Linked DNA regions of Homo sapiens: all the other regions are linked to region 1. Evidence: read pairs that join two places in POLR2A ChIA-PET (ENCODE). Cell type or tissue: PC-3. All regions are shown on one strand. Each heading gives the region's core, and the rest is flanking DNA. Links, peaks and the distances in the headings are about the cores only. Region 1 has its middle 40 kb from the start of HOPX. Region 2 has its middle 51 kb from the start of SPINK2. Region 3 overlaps CHAER1 (cardiac hypertrophy associated epigenetic regulator 1).

What was found. ChIA-PET counts read pairs that join two places held together with the same protein. Peaks named below come from ENCODE experiments on the same cell type or tissue, not always from the same donor. Only the 100,000 strongest peaks of a DNase experiment are listed, where the experiment ranks them.
Region 2: POLR2A ChIA-PET joins it to region 1 with 13 read pairs; 3 of 35 experiments call an interaction of 5 or more read pairs at or near these places.
Region 3: POLR2A ChIA-PET joins it to region 1 with 10 read pairs; 3 of 35 experiments call an interaction of 5 or more read pairs at or near these places.

Annotation. Positions count from the first base shown.
Region 1 is chr4:56,635,839-56,645,872 of GRCh38, forward strand. No RefSeq gene overlaps it. Among named protein-coding and RNA genes, the nearest start is that of HOPX, 40 kb to the right of the region's middle. RefSeq lists enhancers at 1-319, 4,913-6,112. In PC-3, for the core only: a CTCF peak has its summit at 5,776; DNase peaks (open chromatin) are centred at 2,043, 5,783 and 6,113; H3K4me3 peaks cover 345 bases; H3K27ac peaks cover 3,158 bases.
Region 2 is chr4:56,765,979-56,776,012 of GRCh38, forward strand. No RefSeq gene overlaps it. Among named protein-coding and RNA genes, the nearest start is that of SPINK2, 51 kb to the right of the region's middle. In PC-3, for the core only: no CTCF peak of the experiment used is centred there; no DNase peak of the experiment used is centred there.
Region 3 is chr4:56,693,590-56,703,623 of GRCh38, forward strand. CHAER1 (cardiac hypertrophy associated epigenetic regulator 1) reads right to left here. Exons shown (of 5, transcript XR_001741702.3): 2 at 9,982-10,034; 3 at 8,725-8,813; 4 at 6,599-6,674; 5 at 3,099-4,297. LOC105377666 (a long non-coding RNA gene) reads left to right here. Exons shown (of 3, transcript XR_941078.3): 3 at 2,586-2,667. Among named protein-coding and RNA genes, the nearest start is that of CHAER1, 5.8 kb to the right of the region's middle. RefSeq lists an enhancer at 2-809. In PC-3, for the core only: no CTCF peak of the experiment used is centred there; a DNase peak (open chromatin) is centred at 2,652.

The sequences.
Region 1 (10,034 bases), core at 1,135-9,134:
GGCGGAGGTTGCAGTGAACCGAGATCGCGCCATTGCAATATAGCCTGGGTGACAAAGCCAGACTCCTTCTCAAACAAACAAACAAGCAAACACTCCATTCTTGTATCAATGCTAACACCACCGTTTTGGGAACGTGGTTCCCATGGAGAGGCATGACGCTCAGTTGCACATGCACATGTTCCTCCTCTCATAATTATTCATCACTCCTCCTATACCTCATTGAATATGTATATTTGGCCACCCTGCTCACCATACATTCCTGTCTTATTCTTTCCACCGTTGAAGTGTCTGTTTCCGGGCCCTGGCTGGATGCTATGCCTCCCGGCTCATAAGAATGGCCACCCTACAGGATGCAAACTTGTAAGAGAAATAAAACTCTCCTTTCTGAATTATGAACTTCACCATTCTTCTGTTGACATTTGTTTCTATGTTGAGCAATGAAGTGATATCAAAAATTACTAATATAGTGTAAGGGAGAAAACACAATTTCTTTTTTTTTTCTTTTCTTTTTTTTTTTCTTCCATTTTTAGGTTCTTAGTTGAGACACTCTCCTAAAAACAAAAGTCAGATTAAAAAGAGGAAAACAAGCAGAAGTTCATTAGTGGATGCTGCGCCCACCATGCAAGACAGGCCTCAGTTTAAAAGTATTACTCAAGCTAGCTTGGGGCCTAGATTAAATACTATATTAACAAAGAGCCATAAATCCTACACAGTGACAAGACAAAGGAAAGAGTGGCTCCAGTCTTTTAAAAGGCAGGAAAATGTGGGAAGATCATAAAATCTGTTCCCCGAGTCCTCTGGTGCCCGCTGATGCCCTCTCTGGACCCATAAGCAAGTGCTGTCCCCAGTAAGGAAGGAAGAGTTTGCCACCAGGCAAATGGAGGCTGGGGCAGAGTGTTCCTCTGTGTTTTCAGTGTCTTTGACTTAACTCCTCAAAATTTTGGGGAGAAATATTTTAGGTTTTTTAAATGGCATTACAAAGTTCAAGCTATTTTGGCATTTAGTAGATACTCGCTACAAGTTGGGAGAATTACGTTTATTTCATTTTTTAAAAGTGTCTTAAGTGCCTATTATGTGACAGACACTGTGCTAGGTAGGGCAAGAAAGCATGGTGAACAAGACAGAGATTTCTACTTTCAGTAAGTTTTTATTCTGAGGAACTGTATTCGTTAGAGTTGGATAACGACCATAACAAAAACACATAAATACTCAATTCTCAGTGGCTTAGCACAATAAAAAATGCATTCTTCACCAAGTTCATCTTAGAATAGTGTGGATTGCTGAGAAGACAGGTATTCTGTTCCATGCAGTCCTTCAGGATCCCAGCCTCCTTCCATATTTTTTTATGTCCACAAAGTCTTCTCCATTAAGCCAGCAGATTAAGAAAGAGAAAGCCAGGAGATTGCACAGGTAGTTTTTATGGCCAAGCTTGAAAGTGGTATACACTACTTTACTCACATTCCATTGACCAGACTCAGTCACATGGCCACACCTAACTGCAAAGGGGATTGAGAAAGGTAGCACACAAGAAAAGAAAACATGATTTGGTGAACATGTAACAGCCTGTACTGCAGGAAACAGAATAAATAAGTGGATATAATCCAGTGTGGTAACTGCTGTAACATGGGGAGGTAGAGTGCCTGATAACATAGAAGAAGGATACCCAACCCAGATGGGGTTTAGGCAGGGAGAATATCTGTACGAACTGATGTCTAAGCTGGAGCAGAAAAAAAAAGTCCATTTCTCTTTAGAATAGTGTAACTTGTTCACTAATGAGATACCCCTTGCATGAACAATTTGTTTAAATCCAAAAACACTTTTTTACAAGGTAACCATTAGAAAACAATAAGCCCTTTTAATGGGTTGCTCTGGTTCCCTGCTTTAAGAAATAGCATAATGTGGCATACACTATTGACTGTCCAATAGCCGTTCCTTCCTTCTTCCTTGATAAGAAAATGCCAGTTTTCTTCAGCCATTAGTCAACAATGTGTTCTAGGAAAATGGGCTCTAGGAAATGGGCTATAATTGGTCTAAGCCAACCATGGTAATCCAATCCACCTTTCATTCATTCAACAAATATTTAATAAGCTCCTGCTATGTGCCAGTCTGTTCCAAGTGCTGATTGTCTTTACCAATTATAGGCATGGAGTGGGCATGTGGCCCAACTCCAGACACTGAGAGGTAAGGGAAGACTGCTAAGGAGCTTCTGGGAAAAGGCTTTTCCTCTGTGATAAAATAAAATGAGAGATGCCTGAAAATAAAGCCAGGACCTTTCCTGTGTTTGGATGATGTCATGTAGGATGTGATGCTTGGAACTGGAGCAATCATCTTGGGACCATGAGGAGAAAGAGAAGAGAATCCCAGAAAGGATGATTGAGAGCTCTGGCCTAGTCAGGCTGTTGAATTAACTGAACCTGGAATGACCTACAGAAAAACAAAAAACCTGATATGCCACTTTCAGTTGAGTATTCAGTCACTTGTAGCAAAAAGTATCTTAACAAGTATGCATGATTTTGAATTTTGTTTTCATTGTTTGTTGTGGATTAGAATGGGTGAATTTTCTTTTTTTTTTCTTTCTTTCCTTCTTTCTTTCTTTCTTTCTTTCTTTCTTTCTTTCTTTCTCTTTTCTTTCTTTCTCTCTTTCTTGCTCTGTCTTTCTTTCTTTCCTTTGTTTTCTTTTTTTGAGGTGGGGTCTCACTCAGTCACCCAGGTTAGAGTGTAGTGGCACGAGCTCGACTCACTGCAACATCTGCCCCCTGGGCTCAAGTGATCTTCCCACCTTAGCCTCCCAAGTAGCTGAGACCACAGGTGTGCACTGCCACACCCAGCTAAATTTTTTTTTTTTTTGCATTTTTGGTAGAGATGGGGTTTCTCCCTGTTTCCCAGGCTGGTCTCCAACCCCTGAGCTCTGGATATCCATCTGCCTCAGCCTCCCAAAGTGCTGGGATTATAGGCATGAGCCACCATACCCAGCCTTGGTGAATATTTCAATAAATGGATGAAGAATCTGACTTTTTCATTTTCTTCCTAGCTGTGTTGTTGATCCTACAGGAATTTCTGTCCTAGGCATCTTTGTGGACAACAATCATATTCCATTATCTTGTTGGCGGCCCCTTTGGCCACTGCAGATTCCCTGTTGGAAGCTGATGTGTTTGGAGCAAAGTCGCATTCTCTATTCTGGATGAGGTTATCTTTCTCTAGGTCCCCTACCTGTGGCCCCTCAGGGAGGACTTCCAAATGAGGCTGTTTGTTTGTTTGCTTTTAATGTAGAAGAGGCGTCTCCTCATTTGAAGAGTCAGCTTTCTTTCTGTGAACCTCGTCAGCCTCCCTCTCTCCTCTCTCTCTTTCCTCCTCTTTTGTTTTTTTGTTTTTTTTCCCCCACCATGCAATGAGTTGGGCTGTGAGCTATACTTTGTGGCTGGTGAGATTTTTGGAGGCCTCCCCGAACCTTGTGTCCCCTCTCGAACCTCATCTTGAGTTGTAATCCCCAGGTGTTGAGGGAGGAATTAGGTGGGAAGTGATTGGACCATGGAATTGGTTTCCCCCATGCTGTTCTCATGATAGTGAGTGAGTTCTCATGAATCTGATGGTTTGGTAAGGCAGTTTTCCCTGCTCTTGCTAGCTCTGTCTTATCTGCCGCAATGTAAAGAACGTCTTTGCTTCCCCTTTGCCTTCCGCCATGACTGTAAGTTTCCTGAGGCCTCCTTAGCCATGTGGAATTGTGAGTCAATTAAACCTCTTTTCCTTATAAATTACCCAGTCTCAGGTAGTACCTTTGTAGCAGTGTGAGAATGGACTAATACACTTGTTCAAAACAGAAACCTGGCAAACTTCATGCCCTAATTTAGAACTTTCTGCCTGAACTCAGTGGAAGCCCAGCTGAGGAATTAATTGGTATGTCAATAATACTTGAACTGAATATTGAAAATATTTTGGAATAAGCTTTAATTTTGGAATAAGTAGGTCAAATAGCTTTTTACTGGAATGATTTGGCCTAGATTCACAGATATTTTGGATGCCACTGCTTCTCACTATCTTGATGATGACAACAAAGGGGATATCTTTTCTATGCACTGTGAGACTTGGGTGCTAGTGCATGTTCGCTCTGCTTATAATCTAAAAGATCATCCTTTGGGACTTACATGTCTTTCCATTTCTTATGTTATTGGCTGTTTTGACTAGTAGCTATCATTTGAGGAAGAAGGATTGGATAGGTCAGGATATTGACAGAAAATAGATGGCAGAGGTAATTGAAGGCAGTTTAATGAAGGAACTCTACAAAGGTATGAAGAATATTAAGGGACACCAACAAGGGATAGTGAAGCATTGGGGCTAACAACAGTTACCACCTCTAGGCTTGGGTCAAAGGGAGGGTCAAGGGGAAGAAGATGTTACCAAAAGCTGGAGAGACCTGTAGCTGTGTAGAGGGCCCTCCTGATAGAGGCCATTGTCTTGAGAAGAAGAACGTAGTCACTGCTAAACTGCAAGTCTAGAAGCCCAGAGCTGCAGCAGATTTGAGGGAGTTGGAAATAAACCACTGCTTTGAAAACACTAAGACTGGAGGTTTTTTGTTAGTGCAGTTAAACCTAGTATTTCCTGAATAATGCAGAGACTCAGGCTCTTTCTGCATGGTTGTCCTCCAACCCTAAGGTGTTGCTGTCACCCATGCAGCTTCGACAGTAAGATGGCTCATTACTATGCTTGCATTCTAGGAAGTGGGAAGGAGAAACAAGAAAGCATACTTATTCCTTTTAGAGGCATGACCCTGAAGTGCACATATTACTTTCTTGGCCACACGTAATGTTCTAGTTATCTATTGCTGCATAACGAATTATCCCAAAGCTTAGCAGATTAAAACAACAAACATTTATGATATCAAATAATTTCAGGAGCAGCTTAGCTGAGTGGTAGTGGCTAAGGCGCTGCAGTTATCTGAAGGCTCAACAGGGTCTGGAGGATGTACTTCTAAGCTTACTTACTTGGTTGTTGGCAGAGCTCACCTCCTCACTGGCTGTTGTCAGGAGGCCTCTGTTCTTTGCCACATGAGCTTCTCAACATGTAGAGCTGCTCAACATGCTTCTCCCAGAGCAAGTAATCCCAGGGGGAAGAGAGAGAGAGAGAGAGAGAGAGAGAGAGATAGAGAGAAAGCTTAGTGTCCTTTAGAACCTAATCTCAGAAGTGACCTAGAAGTATTTCTGCTTAATTGTGTTAGTCAATTCTGTGGCACAATGTACCAATTCTGTGGCACAATGTGGGCAGGGACTATGCAGAGGTGTGAATACCAGGAGGCAGAGATTGTTGGAGGCATCTTGGGGGCTGGCTAAAAACCTGACTATAAAGTAAGTGAGAAAACGTAGACTTTAGACACGCAGCCATCTCCCAGATAAAACTACTGAAAGAAGGGAAAAAGAGCTAGGGGACAATCAGAATTCTCTCCCTTAACCTGCCCTTCTAGCTACATAAATACACATATGTAGTCTCCTTTTCATACATGAATACATGAAATGAAACTATTTCTCTAGATTACAGTTCCTGTGCCCCTGAGGATTCTTCCTCTTAGGGTCACTATCCCAGGACACTTGACTTCTTCACTCCCAGAGAATGCCAAGTTTCTATCTAAAGAGCTTTTTTTTTTTTTTTTTTTTTTTTTTTTTTTACAGGAGTGGGAAGAGAGAGCTTCTATCTGGAAGAAGAAAGAAAGAAGAAAGAAACGCCTTCTGCATTACTAATCTGGAATGCTAGGGCTGATTCATATGAACCATGAGTCAGTTTGTCATTGCATTTAGTAGTTGGATGAGTTATATAAGTTGAGATTCAAATAAACGTTTCTTATGTTTTTCTAAGTTTAGTTGGCAGACTCTTCTAAGAAGCCACATTGATATTTGTTTACAGGAGCACATTCCTCATGCAGCAGCACTCACTATCTGTAATGATACAATTGTCTTGGTGAAGGTAAAGGAGAGGGTCTCTAGGAACCTTTGCTCCTCTGTTTCTATAATTGTTTCTATAGAGCTCACCAGGCTCATAATGCCAGGTTTCATAAAACCAAAAATCTTATCTCCTGCCTTGCCAATATAAGCTGTGGCTGATGTCCCGGATCCTTGCCTGACTTGTGTCCACTTCACTACCTCTTAGCACGTCCATCATGGGAAAAGAATGTGAAATTTCAAATTATTTGTATTATTACCACAATTGTTATTAGTCACTCTGACATTGAGTTGAGACAAGGATACATTTGAACAGTTGATATGAGGTTTTTTTTTTTTTTTTTTTTTTTTTTTGAGACGGAGTCTCGCTCTGTGGCCCAGGCTGGAGTGCAGTGGCGCAATCTCGGCTCACTGCAAGCTCCGCCTTCCGGGTTCACGCCATTCTCCTGCCTTAGCCTCCCGAGTAGCTGGGACTACAGGCGCCCACCATCACGCCTGGCTATTTTTTTTTGTATTTTTAGTAGAGACGGGGTTTCACCGTGTTAGCCAGGATGGTCTCGATCTCCTGACCTCGTGATCCGCCCGCCTTGGCCTCCCAATATGAGGTTTTTAAAGGACCTTTCAGTGGACAATAGAAGATGTGGAACAAAGTTTACACATGAGGACCAGAGTTGAGAGAGAGTAGCAAAAAGTCTCCAAGAAGGTAACAGGCCAGGTGCAGTGGCTCACACCTGTAATCCCAGCACACTGGGAGATGAGGCAGAAAGATTACTTGAGCCCAGAAGTTCGTGACCAGCTTGGGCTGTCAAGAAAGAAAAAAAATAGCCACGTGTGGTGGCAGGTGCCTGTAATCCCAGCTACTCTGAAGGCTAAGGCAGGAGGATCCCTTGATCCAGGGAGATCAAGGCTGCAGTGAGCTATGATTGCACCACCATATTCTATGTAGCCTGGGTGACAAAGCAAGATTATGTCTCTATTTGTTTTTTAATTTTAAATTTTGAAATAGAGATGAGGTCTCACTATTGCCCAGGCTGGTCTCAAAGTCCTGGGCTCAAGCGATCTGCCCACCTCAGCCTCCCACAGTTCTGGGATTACAGGTGTGAACCACCATGCCCAGCTGAGACCTTTTCTCTTAAAAAAAAAAAAAAAAAGAGGGTAACTTATCTGCCATACATTTGTATATAGTTTTAAAAATTATGTAACCCCTTGAGGTCCATAAATTCTCCACTTGTCAGGGGTTATCTTTTCTTTTAGTATGTAAAAATAATTTTTCTCAAGTTCCCATTGGCTGAGAAAAATCTAGTGCTACTTCTGGTTACCTCTTACTATGAATCTCTGGTTCCCCTATATTCTTAATTACACTAGGGGCTGAGATTCCTCCCTCCATGCACTTCTCTCTTCCTTTATTTGCTCTCCCATTAGTAAGGGCTCTTTTTTATTACAAATGACAGATACACTGAGAAAGGGATTCACTAGTTCACAGAGCCAGGAAGGCTGGGGTAGCCCAGGGAAGAGTGGGAACCAAGGCCTCAGGACTTTCTCATTCCCATCTGCCTGGCTTCATTCCCTCCCTTTACAGAATGGCTTTCTCCATGAGTCCGAGTCAAAGGCTACCTGCAGCCCCAGCCCTCCATCTTCACAACTCTCCATGAAAGGTGACAATGTAGAACCATCTCTCCAGGTCCAATTGCAACAATTCTGGCAAAGGACTTTGGCCCAGCCTAGGCAACATAGTGAGATCCCATCTCAAGAAAAAAAAAAAATTAGCCAGGTATGGTGGTGCATGCCTGTAGCCCAAGCTACTAGAGAAGTTAAGGTAGGAGGATCCCTTGAACCTGGGAGGTCGAGAGCCCATACTTGGTTCAGTTCATGTATGCCAAGGGTTATGACGCTGTCATTGGCCAGCCTGGGTCTAACTGTCATGGGGGGAGAAATCTGGGGAACTGTGATTAACGGCTCTATCAGGACCACATGAAGTAGAAGTAGTTCCCCAAATGTGAAGGTGCTATTACCAGAAAAGAGGCAGACAGAAGCCAGCACTTTCACTGTCTACGGCCTCCTGCAAGCGCGGCTCAAGCAGATCCTTCCCCAATCCCTAAAGCATCACCAGTACAAGGCCATTTTGTGAGACAGAGCTGTTGGGAAGGTTGAAGACAGCAAAAAACAATTACAGCATAGTGACAGCAAGCCCAGCACTGTATAGATAGTCATTGAAAATAGAACATTTGATATTTTAAAGTTCCTAAGCCCAGTCCACCAGCCTCTCACTGGTGCCTTCTGGGTCAGCTGACATTGTGCCTGCCGTCCCTTACCAAATCGTTCTCCTCCACCTCTCCATTCTCCAAGTGCCCATGGATCCTAAACGTCATCCTACCTGAATCTCCGTGGGACAAATGGTATTTTATTGTGCACAGCCACTGAGTTCTTTTTTCCTCGTCTTCTAGACCTATATTTCACAGCCCCCAAAACTATTAAGATGTTTTCCTAGGCCGGGTGTGGTGGCTTATGCCTATAATCCCAGCACTTTGGGAGACTGAGGCGGGCAGGCCACCTGAGGTCAGGAGTTCCAGATCAGCCTGGCCAACATGGTAAACGCCTGTCTCTATTAAAAATACAAAAATTGGCTGGGTGTGGTGGCATGCGCCTATAATCCCAGCTACTGGGGAGGCTGAGGCAGGAGAATCGCATGAACTCGGGAGGCAAAGGTTGCAGTGAGCCGAGATTTGAGCCATTGCACTCCAGTCTGGGCAATAAGAGCAAAACTTCATCTCAAATAAAAAAAAAAAATATGTTTTCCTGAACAAGACAGCCAATTTTTTCCTTAGGAAGCATCCTTCCATCCTCTCAGAACAATGGTTCAATCTGCTGCTAGCTTCTGAATTAAGTTCTTCTCCCTGTTGCATGTGTATTTATGCATAGAAAACATGCCTTCCCCCAATATGATATAGCATAATATTAAGGTTAGTAAGACGTTACCTCTGTGTGGTGGGATCATGGGTAATTTTTTACAGTGTTTTAAACATTTATTAGTTTCATTAGGCAGGGGTTTCCCTCTCCCTAATTTTTGGAGCCCGATCATGTGTAATTTTTATGAGTTTTGTTGGTTTTATCATTTCTTTCTTTTCTTTTTTTGCTTATTTCTATTTCTACAATGAACAACTGAAAATGGTACAAGGCAAGAAAGGAGTGAAGAACAGAACCTGCTGCTTAAGTCCCTTTTATCAAGAAATGCAAAAGCCTTCCCCAAAGGCTTTTTGACCTCCCGCCTTTGACCTGATCCTTGTTGGATAGACTGTGTCATGTGACCACACAGCCTCAAGGGAGAATGGAAAAGAGAGGATTTAATGTTTCCAGCCCTTACAGTCTCATGAAAGAAGTGTGACAACAGAGAAGGGGCTTGGGTATGATGATGGGTCCAGCTAACCTACAGTGTCTGCAACTGCACACCTAGGATACAAGGTGGAGACAGAGGGCACTGTGCAGTTTTTCTGAGTCTAGGGTGGGCATTATTGTTTTGGTGTATGACCCTGGGTGTCCAAAAGAGACTCCTGACAATAAAACTTAGAGTTCTGCGTTCTTGTGAAGACTTATCTCAGGCATCAAAGTAAACCTTGCCCTGTCTGTTAGTACTTTGTAGCAGTAGCAATTATTATGACTATTTACAAAGTGCTTTTTAAAAATTTAGTAGAATGTTGCTATCCCTGTTTCACAGTTGAAAAAGCAAACTCAAGGAGATTAGTACTGGTAACATACTTGCATTTAAAAGGACACTGAACCCTCATTCCCTCCCATCACATGCCATTCAAGGACTCTAGACTATTGGGCAGAGGAAGTGATTCTTTTACCATAAATGGGGCTTCTGGGCCCAAGTTAAAGGCACACTCTCTGCCCAGCTGGTTTTGTCCTGGATTGTTCTTTTTTTTTTTTTTTTTTTTTTTAACAGGGTCTCAATCTGTCATCCAGGCTGGAGTGCAGCAGCATGATCTCAGCTCACTGCAGCCTCTGCCTCCCAGGCTCAAGCAATCCTCCCACCTCAGCCTCACATGTGGTTGGACTACAGGTGCATGCCACCAGTCTCCACTAATTTTTGTATTTTTAATGGAGACA
Region 2 (10,034 bases), core at 1,026-9,025, 130 kb after region 1:
ACACTAATAAATATGTTCAATAAGGTTGGAGGATACAAGATCAATATACAAAAATCAGTTGTATTTCTGTACACTAGCAAAAACAATCCACAAATGAAATTAAGAAAACAATTTAATTTACAATAGCACCAAATAGGATAAACTACCTAGGAATAAATCTAACAAAAGAAGTGCAAGATTTGTACACTGACAACTGCAAAGTGTTGTTGAAAAAAATTAAAGAAGACCTCAATAAATAGACATTTATGGTTATGGATCAGAACACTTAATATTGTTAAGATGGGCCAGGCGCGGTGGTACACGCTTGTAATCCCAACACTTTGGGAGGCCAAGGCGGACGGATCACTTGAGCTCAGGAGTTCGAACCCAGCCTAGGCAACATAGTGAAACCCCATCTCTAGCAAAAATACAAAAATTAGCTGAGCATGGTGGCATGCATCTGTGGTTCCAGCTACTCAGGAGGCTGGGGCAGGAGGATAGCTTGAGCCTGGGAAGCAGAGGTTGCAGTGAGCTGAGATCGCACCACTGCACTCCAGCCTGGGTGACAGAGTGAGACTCTCTCTTGAAAAAAACAAACAAACAAACAAACAAAAATATATATATATATATAGTTAAGATGGCAATAATCTCCAAATTGACCTACAGATTCAATGCATTCTCAATCAGAATCCCAGCTCCCATATGCAGAAATTGACAAGCTGATCCTAAAACTTTGTGGAAATTCAAGAATAGCCAAAACACCCTTGAAAAAAAAAGCAAAGTTGAAAGATTCATATTTTCTGATTTTAAAACTTACTACAAAGCTATAGTAATCTAGACAATGCAATACTGGCATAAAGACAGACATATAAATCAATGAAATTGAATTGAGAGTCCAGAAATAAAACCTTATGTTTATGGTCAACTGGTTTTCAACAACTGCCAAGACAATTCAATGGGTAAAGAATAGTCATTTCAACAGATGGTGCCGTGACAAATGGATATTCACATGCAAAAGAATTAAGTTGGGGCCGGGTGCGGTGGCTCACGCCTGTAATCCCAGCACTTTGGGAGGCCGAGGCGGGCGGATCACAATGTCAGGAGATCAAGACCATCCTGGCTAACATGGTGAAATCCTGTCTCTACTAAAAATACAAAAACTTAGCCGGGAGTGGTGGCATGTGCCTGTAGTCCCAGCTACCCCAGAGGCTGAGGCAGGAGAATCGCTTGAACCTGGGAGGCGGAGCTTGCAGTGAGCCAAGATCGCACCACTGCACTGCAGCCTGGGTGACAGAGCGAGACTCCGTCACAAAAAAAAAAAAAAAAAAAAAAAGAATTAAGTTGGACCCCTACATCACACCATATAAAAATATTAACTCAAAATTGATCAAAGACCTACATAGAAGAGCTAAAACTATAAAATGCTAAAAAAGAAAGCAGGTGCACATGTTCATGACCTTGGATTTGGCAATTTCTTAGCTATGATATCAAAAACACAACTAACAAAAGAAAAAATAGATAAATTAAACTCATCAAAATGTAAAACTTTTGCGAGTCAAAGGATACTATCAAAAAAGTGAAAAGAAAACCCACAGAATGAGAGATAATATTTACAAATTACATATCTGATAAAAGACTTGTATCTAGAATATATAAAAATTTCTTATAATGCAGCAACAAAAAGACAACCCAATCAGAAGATGGGCAAATGATTTGAACAGATATTTCTGTTCAACAAGCTACACAAGTGGCCAAGAAGCACATGAAAAGATGCCCAGCATCATTAGTCATTTGGGAAATGGAAAATGCAATCTAAACCACAATAAGACACTTCACATCCATTAAGCTGACCATTATCTAAAAGATGGACAATAACAAGTATTGACAAGAATGTGCCTTCCTCAAAACTCTCTACCAGGCCAGAGACTCATGCCTCTAACCTCAGCACTTTGGGAGGCTGAGGTGGAAGGATCACTTGAAGCCAGGAGTTTGGGACCAACCTGTGCAACAAAGTGAGACCACTGTCTCTACAAAAGAAAAAATAAATAAATAATTAGCCAGGCATGGTGGTCCACACCTGTAGTCCCAGCTACTCAGGAGGCTGAGAAGAGAGGATCCCTTGAACCCAGGAGTTTGAGGCTGCATTGAGCTGTGATGACACCACTGCACTCCATCCTGGGCAATAGCAAGACCACATCTCTTACAACAAAAACAAAACACAACAAAAACTCCCTATCAAAAAATCTAAAATTTCTGTTCCTCCTTAGGAAAATTCGGGCTTTACCTACAAAGAGAGAGCTCAATTCCTGGAGTGGTTCACTTGTCCACAGTCAGTGCATAAAACTTTTAGTTTGGAAATGCATCTTGTGGTGTGGGAGCTGCAGTGTGCACCTCAGTGCCCCCTGGAATGAAGGACTTAGTCTCCCAGCTGCTAGAAGTGTGGCCAGAAGACAGCTCTCATAGGTCAGCTCTCTTTGGGGATTGCCTCTGATGATAAAAAACTGCCTTGCCTAAAGTGAAACCTGTTTCCAGGGATGGCCCACATTCAGTGACTAATTAACACAGGGTATAAAGGCCCGACCTCCTCCCTCCTACTTAGAGCAACTTTGCAGGACTTCTGTTCCAGATCTCCCCATGGGGTTGACTGAAGCCTTCCGTTGGGTCTGCACCACAACTCATCTTCTCTGTTTGTGCAGTCCTTCTTCCTTTCCTTCCCTTCCACAGGTGTGGAATACTTCCCTCATTCGTTGCAAAAAAATTTTTTCCTTCTCTGTAAAAGGGAGTAATCTCTTCAAAGCATTGTGGATTAAATGCATTAGTGTACTTGGAGGCACTGAGGGCAGTTTCCAGCACATGGGGTAAGAGCAGTACTTCCCGGAATAACAGAGAGAGTATTCCTGAATAGCAACTTCCTTTGTTATACCAGAAGGAACTCCCAGACTCTGAATGGCTAAGGTTCTGCAGTTTCTCTCTGTGGGAGGAGGGTTGCTAATTCTTTCATCCTCATTTGAGACATTGACCTGCCTGTGTGGGCGGGGCTATCCCCTGTAAATACGTCAGAATATTCTCTGTGCTCTGTGATAATGCACATTACATTACTCCACGACAGAACCTATTGCAACACCACCATACAGGTATGTGCCTTATGAATCTTGAAAAGGGTGGATTGTGGTTCATAATGTTTCCTAGGTTTAAATTCATTCCCCTGCCTTTGTTGTTTTTTTTTGTTTTGTTTTGAGATGGAGTCTCACTCTATGGCCCAGGCTTGAGTGCAATGGCGTGATCTCAGCTTGTTGCAACCTCCACCTCCTGGGCTCAAGCCATTCTCCTGCCTCAGCCTCCCAAGTAGCTGGGATTACAGGCCTGCGCCACCACGCCCGGCTAATTTTTTGTATTTTTAGTAGAGCGGAGGGTTTCACCATATTGGCCAGGCTGGTCTCCAACTCCTGACCTCAAGTGATCCACCTGCCTCAGCCTCCCAAAGTGCTGGGTTTACAGGTGTGAGCCGCCATGCCCTGCCTTAGTTTTTTAATCAAACTAGGAACTATCTCTTGAATGTTTTCCTGCTGAACATGTTCTTGGAAACTCTGATCTCTTCAACATAATTATGTTAATTTAGGAAGATATTTTCCCAAAAGTAACAGCAGGCTAGGAGTTAAATAGAGCGTGCTGGTCAGTAGTTTGTGGCCATGACACTAATAGTCACAGCTACTCTTCATCGAGCACCTACTACGTGCCAAGCACTGTGCTAAGAGCTTTGTAAACATCACCTCATTAAACTCTCAAGGCCATGGTGCCTCATGCCTGTAATCCCAGTATTTTGAGAGGCTGAGGTGGGTGGATCTCTTGGGCCCAGGAGTTTGAGACCAGCCTGGGCAACATAGTGAAACCCTCTCTCTACAAAAAAAATAGGCAGGCGTGGTGGCACACACCTGTAGCCCCAGCTACTTGAGAGGCTGAGGTAGGAGAATCTCTTGAGCCCGGGAGGTTGATGCTGCAGTGAGCCATGATCATGCCACTGCACTCCAGCCTGAGCAACAAAGTGAGAGCCTGTCTCAAAAAAAAAAAAAAAAAAAAAAAAAAAGCTGGGCACAGTAGCTCATGCCTGTAATCCTAACACTTTGGGAGGCCAAGGTGAGATTGCTTGAGGCCAAGAGTTGAAGACCAACTTGGCCAACATAGACCCTGTAGCTGTTTTTTTTTAATAAATAAAAATAGGTTTACACAAGGTTACACAAGTCAACAAGTAGTGGAGTCAAGATTCAAATCCAGGCTGGGCGCAGTGGCTCACACCTGTAATCCCAGCCCTTTGGGAGGCCAAGGCAGGTGGATCACCTGAGGTCAGGAAATCGAGACCAGCCTGTCCAACATGGTGAAACCCCGTCTCTACTAAAAATACAAATATTAGCTAGGCATGGTGGCGCATGCCTGTAGTCTCGGTTACTCGGGAGGCTGAGGCAGGAGAATTGCTTGAACCCAGGAGGTGGAGGTTGTAGTGAGCCGAGATCGTGCCACTGCACTTGTCTGGGAAAGAGTGAGACTCTGTTTCAAAAAAAAAAAAAAAAAAAAAATTCAAATCCAGATCTGTCTGACTCTGAAGTTCATGAACGTGAATTTCTGGTTTGAACAAGACGGGATACAGGTAGCATTTATCATCTTCTCTTCCTGGAAATTAGCCAAAAAACAAAAAGATAGAGATGCAAAGACAAAATTCTTTTTCCTAGAAAGTAGATACAGTCTATTCCCCCAAAATTTATATATTGAAATCCTAACCTCTAACGGGATGGTATTAAGAGGTGGGGCCTTTGGGGGTGATTAGATCATGAGGGCAAAGCCTTTATAAACGGGATTTATAAAGCAAGCCCGAGGGAACTCATTTCTTCCTACCACCACGTGAGAACACGGCAAGAAGACAGCAACTATGAGCCAGAAAGCGGGCCCTCGCCAGACATCAAATCCAATGGCACCTTGAACTCGGCCTTCCAAGCTCCAGAACTATGAGAAATTTCTGTTATTTATAAGCTACCCAGTTCACAGCATTTTGTTATAGGAGCCCAAATGGACTCAGACAGTAGGAAATAGATAAAACCCAGGTCCCCAATTACTTGAAAGGGCTGCCGAAAGCAATAAAGATCAAGCAAGGGGGCAAGTGGGAGGAAGCAGAGAAGCAGAGAAAAGAGCCTATAGCCAGAAGACACAATGGCTCGTGTGTGTGTGTGTGTGTGTGTGTGTGTGTGTGTGTGTCTTACGCCTGTAATCTCAGCATTTTGAGAGGCCGAGATAGGAGGATCACTTAAGCCCAGGAGTTCAAGACCAGCCTGGGCAACATAGAGCGACCTCATCTCTACAGAAACTTTTAAAACTTAGCTGGGTATGGTGGCGTGCACCTGTAGTCCCAGCTACTGGGGAGACTGAGCCGGGAGGATTGCTTCGTCTTAGGAGTTCAGGGCTGCAGTGAGCTATGATGGCACCACTGAACTCCAGCCTGGGTGACAGAGCGAGACACAGTCTCTAAAAAAAAAAAAGAGAGAGAGAATTCTTGTCATATTTACCTACAGTAATCATTCTTTGGCAGGATATATATCTTATGTATACTGTAAACCAAAGGTACAGGCCTAGGCCTTTCCCACCAGAGATGACAAATAATGCTACATTTCCCTCTCATTGCCAAATTCTATTAGCTTAAGCCCTCAGTTAGCTTGCTTTGTCACTGGAAATCCCTGGAAAATGCTAACTTGTATCTGAAATCCATCCCAGTTGCCCCCTGCGTGGTCAGCAATGATCAATCCATCTTAAGCCACCCTGGACCACCGTGTGCTCTGTCATAACCCTGCCCTGGAGGTTTCTTTTTGTTTTGTTTTGTTTTTTGTTTTGAAGCAGAGTCTTGCTCTGTTGCACAGGCTGGAGTGCGGTGGTGCAATCTCGGCTCACTGCAACCTCCACCTCCTGGGTTCAAGCAAGTCTCCTGCCTCAGCTTCCCTAGTAGCTGGGATTATAGGCGCCCACCGCCACGCCAGGCTAATTTTTGTATTTTTAGTAGACACAAGGGTTTCGCTATGTTTGCCAGGCTGGTCTTGAACTCTTGACCTCAAGTGATCCACCCGCCTCAGCCTCCCAAAGTGCTGGGATTACAGGCATGAGCTACCGTGCCTGGCCTGCCCTAGAGGTTTCTATTATAAAATACCGTCCCTCTGGGGGCTGCTGCTGTCCCCTGTACTGCTTCATTCCAACCAGACACAAACCTTCCCCTTATTTCCACAGTACTAACTAAAACTGGGCTGTGATGTTTCACAGAGATTCTTTAGAAGCTTCTGGTTAACATAAGGGAATTGTAACACAGACCTAGAAACTTCACAGGTCTATGACTTCCCACAGCAATCCCTTGTGGAACACAGCTTTGCTTAAACCTCAGCCTGTAGTAAAGGCACTGAATCATGCCTTTAGGTATGTAGCAAAGGCACTGAACTTCACTTCTTCCCTAACCTCATGGGTGAGTCTTTGTGTACATCTTCTCTTCTAAGGGTCCAGGCCCGAGGAGAGGAAGGATTTGCCCACTCATGCCAGCATAAGGCCTCCTTCCAACAGCCTCATTTCGCATTTCAGGACCTACCTTATCCCAGGATGACTGACAGCAGAAATGGCCCATCCCTGACCAGCAGGGCTAACCTTGCCCCAGCTGGGATGAACAGTTTCTCAAGACATCCAGGTAGCTCAGTATTTTATAGGATCGTAGTCTAACACCGGGTTAAACACAGAAAACCCAATCCAGGTTATTTTTTAGAATCTCCTTTAATTGAAAGGGACAACCCTCCAGCTATTTTTGGGTCTTGTTTCTTGATCTCTTGTAACTGTTTGCATGGTAATATGTGTGTATACTTTTACCAAAAACAAGAAATAATATATTGTGTATACCTTTACATAGTTTAGCTCCTTAGACCATGCATATCAAACCCATTCAATCTAGACGGTGTGGTAGCCAGTCTCTGAAGACAGCCCAAAATGAGCCACATCTCCTGGTATTAAATCGTTACGTGGTCTTCTCACACAGAATCTGGGCTAACCTCATGATTCACTCATCCAGTAGAACGTGGCAGACATGACATTATACTAGTTCTAGGCCTAAGCCTAAAGAAAGCTTCTGTTTTTGTACTTTTAAAAACCCTGAAGCGGCCGGGAGCAGTGGCTCATGCTTGTAATCCCAGCACTTTGGAAGGCTGAGGTGGGTGAATCACCTGAGTTCAGGAGGTCAAGACCAGCCTGGCCAATATAGTGAAACCCCGTCTCTACTGAAAATACAAAAATTAGCTAGGCTTGGTGGTGTGCCCCTGTAATTCCAGCTACTCAGGAGGCTGAGTCAGGAGAATAGCTTGAACCCAGGAGGCAGAGGTTGCAGTGAGCTGAGATCACACCATTGCACTCCAGCCTGGGTGACAGAGTGAGACTCCCTCTCAAAAAAACAAAAACAAAAACCAAACCCTGAAGCAGCATGGAAGACATCAGGCTACCCTACCAAAGAGACCACATAGAAAGAGAGGTCAGTCACATGGAGAGAGGTCCCAGCCCCCAGTCATCCTTGCCAAGGCTGCAGACATATGAATCATGCCATCTTGAAGGTCCCAGCCATGCCACCATCTGACTGCCTTATTCAGCCACTATATTTGGAGTGCCTTATTAGGTGACTATAGATAGCTGAAATAGAGCGTGTTGTCCTACATGAAATTCACAGAGAAAAAGGATAGGCTACCCCAAAGATGAGCTTTCTACCTCTCATCTCTTATCTGCTTAAAGTTGTGTATTAGTCCATTCTCACACAGCTATGAAGAACTACCTAAGACTGGGTAATTTATAAAGGAAAGGGGTTTAATTGACTCACAATTCCGCATTGCTGGGGAGGCCTCTGGAAACTTACAATCATGGTGGAAGGCAAAGGAGAAGCAGATACCTTCTTCACAAGGCTGCAGGATAGAGTGAGTGCAAGCAGGGAAAATGCCAGACACTTATAAAACCATCAGATCTCAAGAGACTCGCTCACTATCATGAGAACAGCATGGGGGACACAGCCCTCATGATCTAATGGCCTCCACCTGGTCTTGTCCTTGACATGTGGGGATCATGGGGATTATGAGGATTACAATTCAGGATGAGATTTTGGGTGGGGACACAGCCAAGCCATATCAACTTGTAAAATATTTTTTTCCCTTTTGATACTTCAGATATGTTAGGACTCATTTATAACGAATGTTCAAGTCCAAGTACCATCACTTTCTAGTCCCCTTAGCAGACTCAGTGTAGCTCAAAGCCTTCACAGGAGAGTTTAGCCCTGAAGTTAGGGCCATAGGAGACCTCCTTCTTCCTTCCACTTATAACTCCAAGGGTCACAGCCTTTCTCCATTAAAGGAAGCAAGTGGACATAATTTTGCTTCCTCTAATGAAGAAATGACACAAGCCGACATAGTTAAAGTAAACAAATGTAGTTAGGAAAGAGCACGCGTTACATTAAATGTTTTGCAAGGGTGAAAAAGATAAGAAAATACATACACAGAGACAAGAGATTTGAAAATATTCCATATGGGTTTGGAATAAAATGTAAACATAGTAAAATGCAATATATTGCACACCTAAATTTAAATTATAATTTTGTTCTAATCTGACTTTACAACATGGCATTTGGTATAAGACAAGCCCATCTTGGCCACCGCCTAAGGGAAATAGTCACTGGGGCAATGGTTACACCATATGGCTGTCTTACCTAAAATATGTTCTTACGACTTAGAGCAAAAGGATATTATTTCATCTCCACTTGTCCAAATAAATACATGTATAGCCAATTCCTAATTACCCAAGTGCAGTAGCAACGGGATATCGTATGTTGCTGTCAAATTGTCTTCTGCCAGTTAGCTGCTTCTCATTATCATTAGATGCATCATCTTGGTCTTCATAATGGGCTTCTACTTCTGGCTCACAGCTCACCAAGTCTATAGGAAGAGGCTGGGCACAGTGGCTCATATTTGGGAGGCTTAGGTGGGTGGATCACTTAAGGTCAGGAGTTTGAGACCAGCCTGACCAACACGGTGAAACCCTGTATCTTCTACAAATAAAAAAATTAGCTGGGCATGGTGGCATGCACCTGTACTCCCAGCTACTTGGGAGGCTGAGGTGGGAGGATCTCTTGAACCTCAGAGGTGGAGGTTGCAGTGAGCCGAGATCGCACCATTGCACTCCACCCTGGGCAACAGAGTAAGACTCCACCTCAAAACAAAACAAAACAAAAATTAGCTGGGCATGGTGGCAGGCACCTGTAGTCCCAGCAACTTGGGAGGCTAAGGCAGGAGAGTCCCCTGAACCCAGGAGGTGGAGCCAAGATTGTGCCACTGCACTCCAGCCTGGGCAACAGAGGGAGACTCCATTTCAAATATATATATATATATATATATATATATATATATATATATATATATATATATATATATATATATGTAGAGAGAGAGAGAGAGAGAGAGAAAATAGGTATCTGTTCATTCAACCATTCATTCATTCAACAAATATTCAGTGAGTACCAGTTATAGGACAGATACTCTTCAAAACACTCGGAACTCAGTTCTAGCTGTCCTATCACTGCTGCAACTATTATAGAGCATTTTTTAGTCTACAAAGTTATTTCTCCTGATGTGTTAAATTGGTCACCAAACCCTTAAAACTCTCAAAGAAGATAAAGCTATTTTCCACCATCCATAAAGATTGGAAGATTTGTTTTCCTAACTTTAGCACCATGTAATGATGGTTATTGTGGCCCCAAATTGTTTCTAATGTAAAGAATGATAGTGACATCTCTGCAAAGAGAGAGGCCTAATAGAAGTTTCTCATCAATAAGTGGTCATAAATGCAGGTGATGATGCCATTACAAAAACACCACTTATGAGTAATAAAATGCACTTGAAATCTAAGTACTCTTCTCAATAACAGAAATGACACAAGCTGACATAAATAAGTGACCAGTGTGTTGTGATAACAAGTGTTTTATAAATACCTACTTATATCATATTAAACTTGGGTGG
Region 3 (10,034 bases), core at 884-8,883, 58 kb after region 1:
CCCACCTCCCTCCCGGACGGGGTGGCTGCCGGGCGGAGACGCTCCTCACTGCCCAGAAGGGGCGGCTGCCGGGCGGAGGGGCTTCTCACTTCTCAGAGGGGGCGGCTGCCGGGCGGAGGGGCTCCTCACTTCTCAGACGGGGCGGTTGCCGGGCGGAGGGTCTCCTCACTTCTCAGACGGGGCGGCCGGGCAGAGACGCTCCTCACCTCCCAGACGGGGTTGCGGGGCAGAGGCGCTCCCCACATCTCAGACAATGGGCGGCCGGGCAGAGACGCTCCTCACTTCCCAGACGGGGTGGCGGCCAGGCAGAGGCTGCAATCTCGGCACTTTGGGAGGCCAAGGCGGGCGGCTGGGAGGTGGAGGTTGTAGCGAGCTGAGATCACGCCACTGCACTCCAGCCTGGGCACCATTGAGCACTGAGTGAACGAGACTCCGTCTGCAATCCCGGCACCTCAGGAGGCCGAGGCTGGCAGATCACTCGCGGTTAGGAGCTGGAGACCAGCCCCGCCAACACAGCGAAACCCCGTCTCCACCAAAAAAATATGAAAACCAGTCAGGCGTGGCGGCGCGTGCCTGCAATCGCAGGCAGTCAGCAGGCTGAGGCAGGAGAATCAGGCAGGGAGGTTGCAGTGAGCCGAGATGGCAGCAGTACAGTCCAGCTTCGGCTCGGCATCAGAGGGAGACCATGGAAAGAGAGGGAGAGGGAGACCGTGGGGAGAGGGAGAGGGAGAGGGAGAGGGAGGAGAGGGAGAGGGAGGAGAGGGAGAGGGAGATCTCAGAAATCTTAAGGCGAACTTTTGGGACATGAAACCCTGAGTCAGAAGATGGGACTCCAAAGCAATCTCTTTTGTACTACAGGGTGGTAAGATCTGGGAAATTTGGGTCACATGAACAATAATGAAAAAGATGTTGAAGGTATTCCTTCTGGTCCTAAACTGTAATCCTCTTGATCATAGGATCTATTAGAAACAAGCTCCCTGAAATCCTTCGGTCTAGTCTTAAGCCAGGAGGCATTAATAGCAAACTTTAAGGACTTTCCTTAACTCTAGGAAGATGCTACAAGAAAGAATCATAGGCATTAATGTGGCTGCCTCCCCAGAAATGCTGGGAGGCACCAGATCACCTTTCAGTGTTCGCAAAGTTCTCATTTTTTTTCCTCTGGTGAAAAAAGATTGCATATAATTGGCTGGTCCTATACTTGAGTGAGGGGGAATTCAATGGGATGGAAACTATCTTATTTAAGGTGCTCATCCAGACCAGCATTTTACACTTAGGCAGGTCATTGAAACAAAATTCATCCTCAAAATCACATTCTCCTCTCCTGATATCAAGCTTCTCTTTCCCTAATTTTGTCTTTACTCATTTACTTTTTAATTTATTCCTTTTTTTATTTTTTTGAGATGGAGTCGTTCTCTATCGCCCAGGCTAGAGTGCAGCAGTGCAATCTTGGCTCACTGCAACCTCTGCCTCCCAAATTCAAGCGATTCTCCTGCCTCAGCCTCCCGAGTAGCTGGAATTACAGGCGTGCCACCATGTCTGGTTAATTTTTATATGTTTAGCAGAGACGGGGTTTTACCATGTTGGCCAGGCTGGTCTTGAACTCCTGACCTCAAGTGATCCGCCTGCCTCGGCCTCCCAAAGTGCTGGGACTACAGGAGTGAGCCACCATGTCCAGCCTACTCATTTACTTTAAAGCTGGGATTGGTCTTTCACTCAGCAGAGGCATAACTGGTGAGGTGTGTTTTGCTTTGGTAATATGATTCTCATGTGGAGTAAAAGACAAAGTGGACCTCTTTTCGGGCAAGAATATAGTAAGTTGAAGCTTGTCTTTTTCACATCAAAATGCCATCTTGGTCTTGCACCCCTAAATCCTAGGCATAAAGATCGAAGCATTTAGGTTTATTTGCATAGTCAAAACTAAGAAACTCATCCTATTTCTCATTTAATCTTGGCCATTAGGAATCTCAGAGTCAAATTTAGTGCTGAGTTTCACTAGCGTTCTTAGTTTAAGTTTTCAAGCATAAACTGTCTTAGTTCAGGCTGCAATGACAGAATACCATCAACTGAGTGGCATAAGCAATAAACATTTATTTCTCTCAGTTCTGGAAGCTAGAAAGTGTAAGATCAAATTATTAGAATATTTAGTGTGTGGTGAGGGCCATTTCCTGGCTCCTAGAGAGCTATCCTCTTGCTGTGTCTTCATATGGCAGAATGAGGGCTAGAGAACTCTCTGGGTCTCTTTTATGAGGACACTAATCTTATTCATAGCATTCCAACCTTGCAACTGACTTACCTCCCTAATGCCCCATCTCCCACTTCTGTCACTTTGGGGGGTTAGAATCTCAATCTATGAATTTTGCAGGACACAAGCATTTAGCCCATAACAAAAACTTTTACATACACAACTTTTATTATGATCCATATCTTAATGACTTTATTTGTAAGGGTTTTTTTAAACTACAAGCTGCCTTAAGTCTTTTTAAAAAACAATTTAAACATGGTATTAATAATAAAATATATTTTTAAAATCAATATAACATTAAACAATGAGAATGTCCTTAAAAATCAGTTTGTTTTGTCCACAGGTTGATCAGGAAACACTGAAAAATGACAACCAGTTCTGGTATTCACCCAGGGCACACCCATCCTGCCACACTGGAAGTTAAGATATTGAACTTTCTGTATGAGTTGTTTAAAGCTGCTGCCCTAAAGGACATGAACAGACACTTCTCAGAATAAAACATTAATGCGGCCAACAAACATTAAAAAAAAGCTCAGGCCAGGCGCAGTGGCTCATGCCTGTAATCCCAGCACTTTGGAAGGCCGAGGCGGGTGGATCACGAGGTCAGGAGTTCAAGACCAGTCTGGCCAAGATGGTGAAACCCCGTCTCTACTAAAAATACAAAAATTAGCTGGGCACGGTGGCAGGCACCTGTCATCCCAGCTACTCAAGAGGCTGAGGCAGGAGAATCACTTGAACCCGAGGGAGGGGGGCTCAGAGGTTGCAGTGAGCCGAGATTGTGCCACTGCACTCCAGCCTGGGTGACAGAGCAAGACTCCGTCTCAAAAAAAAAAAAAAAAAAAAAAAAGCTCAACATCACTGATCATCAGAGAAATGCAAATCAAAACCAAAATGAGATACCATCTCATGCCAGTCAGAATGGCAATTATTAAAAAGTCAAGAAACTGCAGATGTTGGCAAAGTTGTGGAGAAAAAGGAACGTTTTTACACTGTTGGTGGGAATGTAAATTAGTTCAACCATGGTGAAAGACAGTGTGGCGATTCCTCAAAGATCTAGAAGCGGAAATACCATTTGACCCAGCAATCTTATTACTGCGCATATACCCAAAGGAATATAGATCATTCTATTATAAAGATACATATATTCATATATAAAGATGTATGTTCATTGCAACACTATTTACAATAGCAAAGGCATGGAATCAACCCAAATGTGCATCAACAATAGACTGGATAAAGAAAATGTGTTACATATACACCATGGAATACTATGCAGCCATAACAAGGAATCAGATCATGTCCTTTGCAGGGACATAGTTGGAGCTGGAAGCTGTTATCCTCAGCAAACTGACGCAGGAACAGAAAACCAAACACCACATGTTCTCACTTATAAGTGGGAGCTGAACAATGAGAACAGAGGGAGGGGAACAACACACACTGGGGCCTGTCGGGTGGAAGTTGGGAGAGGGAAAGCATCAGAAAGAATAGCTAATGGGTGCTGGGCTTAATAATACCTGAGTGATGGTTTGTTCTGTACAGCAAACCACCACGGCACACGTTTACCTATGTAAACTGCACATCCTGCACGTGTACCCTAGAACTTAAAACAAAAGTTTAAGGGGAAAAAAAGCTGCTGCCTGAGCCTCCAAAGTACCTTCCACAGCCACTTAACTCCACCCCTTGCCTGAGACCACTTCCTCATCCATCCTCCCAGGATCCAGTAACCAAAGAGGACCTAAAAGACCAGCTCCAGGCTATGACCAGTAGCCACTCTCACAGATCAGTGCTTCAGCCATTCTGATTGTTAAGTATATTATAACACTCCCCCTTAAAGGGAACTTTTTGCTATTTTTGCTTCCTGTTATTGCAAACAATAGCTTTGCTTATTGGTAAAAGTTCTGGGTAGTGGCAAAGAATACAGACCCTGAAGCTGGGCTGCTTGGATGCAGCCTGGTTCATCCTCACCTAGTTCCTGTGACTTTGGTGAGTTCTGTGTCTTCTGTATACCTCCTTTCTTTGTGCGCTGAAGGTGAGAGTGATATCCACCTTGCAGGACTGTTGAGAGGAGTAAACAAGTGAATCGATGTAAAGCAGTTAAAGCAGTACCTGTTTCAAGCACAGTGTGTTAGCCATTATGATTGAGCATCTACTTCGTGCCAGACGCAATACTAAATGATTTGAGTTTGTTATATAATTCGCAAGTACTCTATCAAGTAGGTATTGTCATCCCTAGTTTAAAGAGACTAAATCTCAGGGCAGTTGAGATGTGCTCAAGGTTACAGTGCCAGTGACGGATGGAGCAGATATAAATTCTACCTCTTTGACCCAAAGGCCATGCTTCCTCACTGCCCTAGGTTCTTCTCTGGTGGAAGTGGCACCTTGCAGCAAAGAAGAAAGAGGAGATGGCTGGCTGCTCACAGGTATCTGGTGACGGCTAGTAAGTGAAGATGCTCAGTGGAGACAGAGACCTCATGGAGGTGGGGTGGCAGATGGAGCTCCCCTTTACCTCTTCTGCTTCTATTTAGAATAAAATTCTCCCATCACCCAGGCTGAAAGCCTGGCAGTCATCCTGCCCCTCCCCCTCCTCACTCCCAGACGAAGTCACCAAGTGCCCCGGTTCTGCTCATGTGATGTCTCCTACCTTCCTGCCATTCCATCCATGCCTGTGCTAACACTCCACTTCAAGTTCTCATTACGTCATGTCTAGATCATTTCAAAAGCCTCTCAACTAGTCTCCCAGCCTCTGGGCCTCAGTCATCACTCCCAAAACCACCACATTATTCTTAAAGACACTGCTGCCATCATGTGATTTCACCATTCAAAACCTTCCAATGACTACTCAGTGTCTACCGAATACAGTGAAGCTTTTTAGACAGACATTCAAGCTCCTTCATTTAATTCTAATCTTCATTTCCAAATTGCTCTCTCTGGACTCCCGGTAAGAATCCTGTGATTTAGCCAGGATTATTTACCTGTTATTCCTTAATTGTGCTATTTCTTTCCCACCTCCAAGCCTTGCCCACTCCACTCCCTATGGCTGCACAGTGTCTTCCTGTCTTCTAAATCCTGTAGGTCCATCATGACCCAATTTGGCCCCATCCCTGCTTTGATACCTCCCCTGACCGCTCTGGGGGACTGGAACCTCTCAGTATCTAAGTGATACCGCTCACTTGGCACTTCACCTCCACTGCCTTATGTTATGAATTTGTTTTTTATTTGAATGTGCTCTGCTTTCTCAGTTACACTGTGAATGTCTTACAGCCAGAGGGGGAAGGAGATGATGGCAGGAGGGCTCTGACATGGGAAGGCTGTGGGACAGACTGGCGGGCAGGCTCTTGGGATCAGAAATCAGGCAAGCTGGGTTTGAATCACAGCTCTGCTCTAACTAGGCACTCTTTGCCAAGATACCTCATCTCTCAATGTTCTCATTCATACAATGGGGATAATGATTGTTCCTACCTCGAAGAGCTGTTGTGAGGATTAAATGAGTTAATACATGAAGAACCCTTGCCTAGAGCCCAGCACACAGATAAAGTTTAATTACTATTAGTTATCATTGTTTTCACTATCAGACAAGAAGAAAGGGTTTATGATATGCTAGACACCATATAAATGACCTTATTTAATTTATACAGCAACCTGATGAGGTAATAGGGCCATGCTCATTTTAGAGATGAGAAAACTGAAGTTTTGAGAAGTTTGATCACATGGCTAATAATTCAGCCTAAACTCAGCCCTCTCTGGGTCCAAAGACCATTGCTTTCCACAAAGTTAATCCACTAAGTTCCTGAGATTGGGGGAAATGGCTTGTACTTCTTTGTAATTCCTTCAGTATCTCATAGATTGCACAAAAAAATTGCTGCTGAATGGCTGGGAGATTTCTTAGAAGATCTCAGCAGCAAGTCCTTTATGCTGCTGTGGATCAAGATTGCTATCTGCCTACCACAATTTCCTTTCTCTCTCTCTAAATAATCCCAGTATTTAGCTGGGCACATAACTGCCTAAAACAGGGATCAGCCATTCTGTACAGACAGAGTCAAATTTCGGTTTTGTAGGCCATATGGTCTCATTAGAACACTCAGTTTTGGCATGGTACTGCAAAAGCAGCCATAGACAATATGTACATGAACAAGTGTGGCTGAATTCCCAAAACCTTTACTTACAAAAACAGATTTGTCCTGTGGACTGTAGTTTGCCGACCCTTCCCCTAGAGTGCAGACACACTGGCTGCCTCAAATTAAGATGTCCATGATGGTTAATTTTATGTGTCATCTTGGATGAACCACAGTGTGCCCAGATATTTGGGTAAACATTATTATGGGTCTTTCTGTGAGAGTACTTTTAGATGACACTAACATTTACATTGATGGACTTTGAGTAAAGCAGACTGTCCTCCATAATGTAGGTGAACCTCATCCAATCAGTTGAAAACCTGAATAGACCAAAAAGAAAAGAATAGATCATAAAGCCTGAATAAAATAGAATATTTTATTTTCCTCCCCTGAGGAGAGAATTCTCCAGCAGCCTGCCTTCAGACTTCATCTGCAGCACTGGCTGTTTCTTATTCTACAGAGGACTAGAACTAGGACACCAGCCTTTCCTGGGTCTCCAGCCTGCCTGTTCACCCTGCAGATTTTGGATTTGCTAACTTCTGTAATAATGTGAGCCAATTCCTTATCATCTTTATACACACACACACACACACACACACACACACACACACACACACACACATCCATTGGTTCTCTTTCTCTGGGGAAACCCTGACTAATACAATGCTATTTCCCAGCTGCCCTTGTGGCAAGATGTGTCCATGTGACTATGTTCTGGCCAACAGAATGTAAGTGGCAATGCTGTGTGATAACTTCCAAGAAATTTCCTTAAATGAGAGGAGGCATATGCTCTTTGGCCTGTCATCTCCCCTTCGCCCATCCTGCTGTTTGGAAGGCAGATGTGATGACTGAAGGGCTTCTGTGGACTGTGATACAGCCACAAAGCAGAACCCCAGAGCAGCCTAAGCTGCTTACACTGTCAGAGGCATTCTAACCAAAGTGACTCCATCTTTAATAGGGGCTGGGTAAAATGAAGATGAAACCTACTGGGCTGCATTCCCAGGAAGTTAGGCATTCTTAATCACAGGATGAAATGGGAGGTGAGCAGGGCTCCTGTCACAAGATACAGGTCACAAGGACCCTTCTGATAAAACAGAATGCGGTAAAGAAGCCAGCCAAAACCCACTAAAACCAAGATGGCTACAAAAGTGACCTCTGATGGTCCCCACTGCTCATTATATGCTAATTATAATGCATTAGCATGCTAAAAGACACTCCCACCAATGCCGTGACAGTTTACAAATACCAGGGCAACGTCTAGAAGTTTTCCTATATAGTCTAAAAAGGGGAAGAACCCTCAGTTCCGGAAATTGCCTGCCCCTTTTTGGGAAAACTCATGATTAAGTCACCTCTTGTTTAGCATGTGATCAAGAAATAACCATAAGAGTAGCCAACCAGCAGCCCTCAGGGCAGCTCTGTCTGTGGAGTAGCCATTATTTTGTTTCTTTACTTCTCTAATAAACTTGCTTTCACTTTACTTGGTGGATTCGCCCTGAATTGGTTCTTGTGCAAGATCCAAGAACCCACTCTTGGGGTCTGCATCAGGACCCCTTTCTGGTGACAATACCAGGACTTTTATATGAGCAAGAAATACAGCCCAGTCTTGTTTAAGCCATATTTAATGTTCCCATTGCAGCTTAACTTAATCCTAACAGGCACCATTCCTGTCAGTCTGGTGCTAGAAATAGCAGCACTTCTCTTTGGCGGCCATGAAGAAATTCATTTATAGTATTTTACAAAAATTATATTAAGAGAGAATAACCCAATTTAAATCTTTCCCACAATCAGCTGTCTCTTTAGAGTCAGCAGGAGGACATGAGATTGAGGCATGAGAGAGAGAGAGAGAGAGAAACAGAAATAGATTCTTTCTAAACGGATGGGGGAGGGGCAGAGCCAGACCAAACTCAGAGACTCTAGGCTGACACAACTGATAATACCCTGGGGACACTGAGGTGGGGGTTGGGTGTGGGGAGTGGTGAGGGGTTCACTGCTGGCACTGTTCTCATCAGGGAATGATGTAGCTGGCATCAGAAATGGATGTTTCCAGCTGTGTAGACCTTAAGCCCAGCCTCAGGTCAGAAATATGACTGGAGCTGACTATGGATGTTTTTTTGGTCATAATTCAGCCATCTGCATTAAATCATGACCTTGATCTATCCTTTGTGTATCTTCACCTTAAAAGTAAATAAAAGGGAAAAAGAAATATAGTAAGTAAGTGGTCAAATCAGTAGCCCAACACCTCTCACCCTACCTTCTTCTTACTTGCTGGAGTAGCTTATTCTTTCTATAGAGTTGAGAATTCTAGCTATTCACATTTTGAGCTCCCTTGAGGCTAGGACATAGATATAAGACTGATTTTGTCCAATTTACCTGCAAAATCTGCTGACTGTCTTATGAGAATTCCTTCTTCACTGGATGTGATCTTGTTACCATGTGATGCCTGGAACTGCCGCAGCCACCTTGTAAGTGTGAGGGAGACATGGCAGACATACTGAGGAATACAGAGTCAACAGATGGAAAATATCTGGATTCTTGATGACATCCCTGACCTTAAAATGTTGGACTGCATCCAGGCTTATTGCTATGTGAAATCATAAGTCTTTACTGTTTAACTATTTTTGTTTAGTTATTCTGTTACTTGTGGCCAAAAGCATCCTTACTGATCCAGTAGCCAAAAGCATTTTAGCATTCTAAGCTGTAACATCCTATCTTTACAGTCCACCTTAGTCCAAACAAATACTCACCCTTGTTAGCATGTTACTGCTCCATTTTCTGATTGGAAAGTATGCTCTATCCACTTACTGGAAGATGATGCAGCTAGGCCATCTGAGTTCGAAACCTGGCTTTACCTGTATGACCTGGGGAAATTATTTAACTACTCTGTGCCTCAGCTTCCTTATCCATTAAAAGGGAAAAACAATCATCCTACTTCATAGGATTGTACTGAGGATCAAAAGGATTGACACACATAAAGTACTTAGAACAGTGCCTAGCCCACATCATAATAATCAATAAGTACACACTAGCTTTATTATCATCCTCCCTAGGAGTACACCCTTCTGCAGGCTTCCAAGGCAATTTGCTGTCAAACTGTTCACCCACATTTTCCTTTGCCAAGCACTCCTGGGAATAGCTGAAATGTGAGACAGACATGGCCAATTCAAGTCTCTTGCTAGCCTGCATACCACCAGATTATCAGAAAAGAAGTTTGGCCATTGGAAAGTCTGGAAATACATCTAGAAACCAAAATTCCCTATACTCCCCAGATCCCCTACTTCTGCATGTCTGTCACCCCATGCGTGCTCTGAGATGCAGGTAACAAGGACCCCTCTGGGTTGGTTTCCCACAGGCCTCTGGGATGTGCCCTCCAATGAGACCTTAACCCTGAATGTGTCTCTCATACATCTACAGTCCTAGTGAATAGAAAGGAGAAACCTTACAGATCTGACATCACTATTACTTTTGACTTTAATACCTGCAGTTTCTCCCCCTCTTTAACTTTTTTGCTGGGCCAAGAATCTCTTCTAGTCTCCTCTTGAGACACCCGTTTTCTCATCATCCCAGTATTGTACATGCCTTGTCTGGCTGCCATCCCCCCGGGACAGCAGAGGCTGTTCAGCTCCTTACGTTTGCATTGCGCTTGTCAATCCAGGCCAGTTTTCAGCAAATGCCTCTGTATA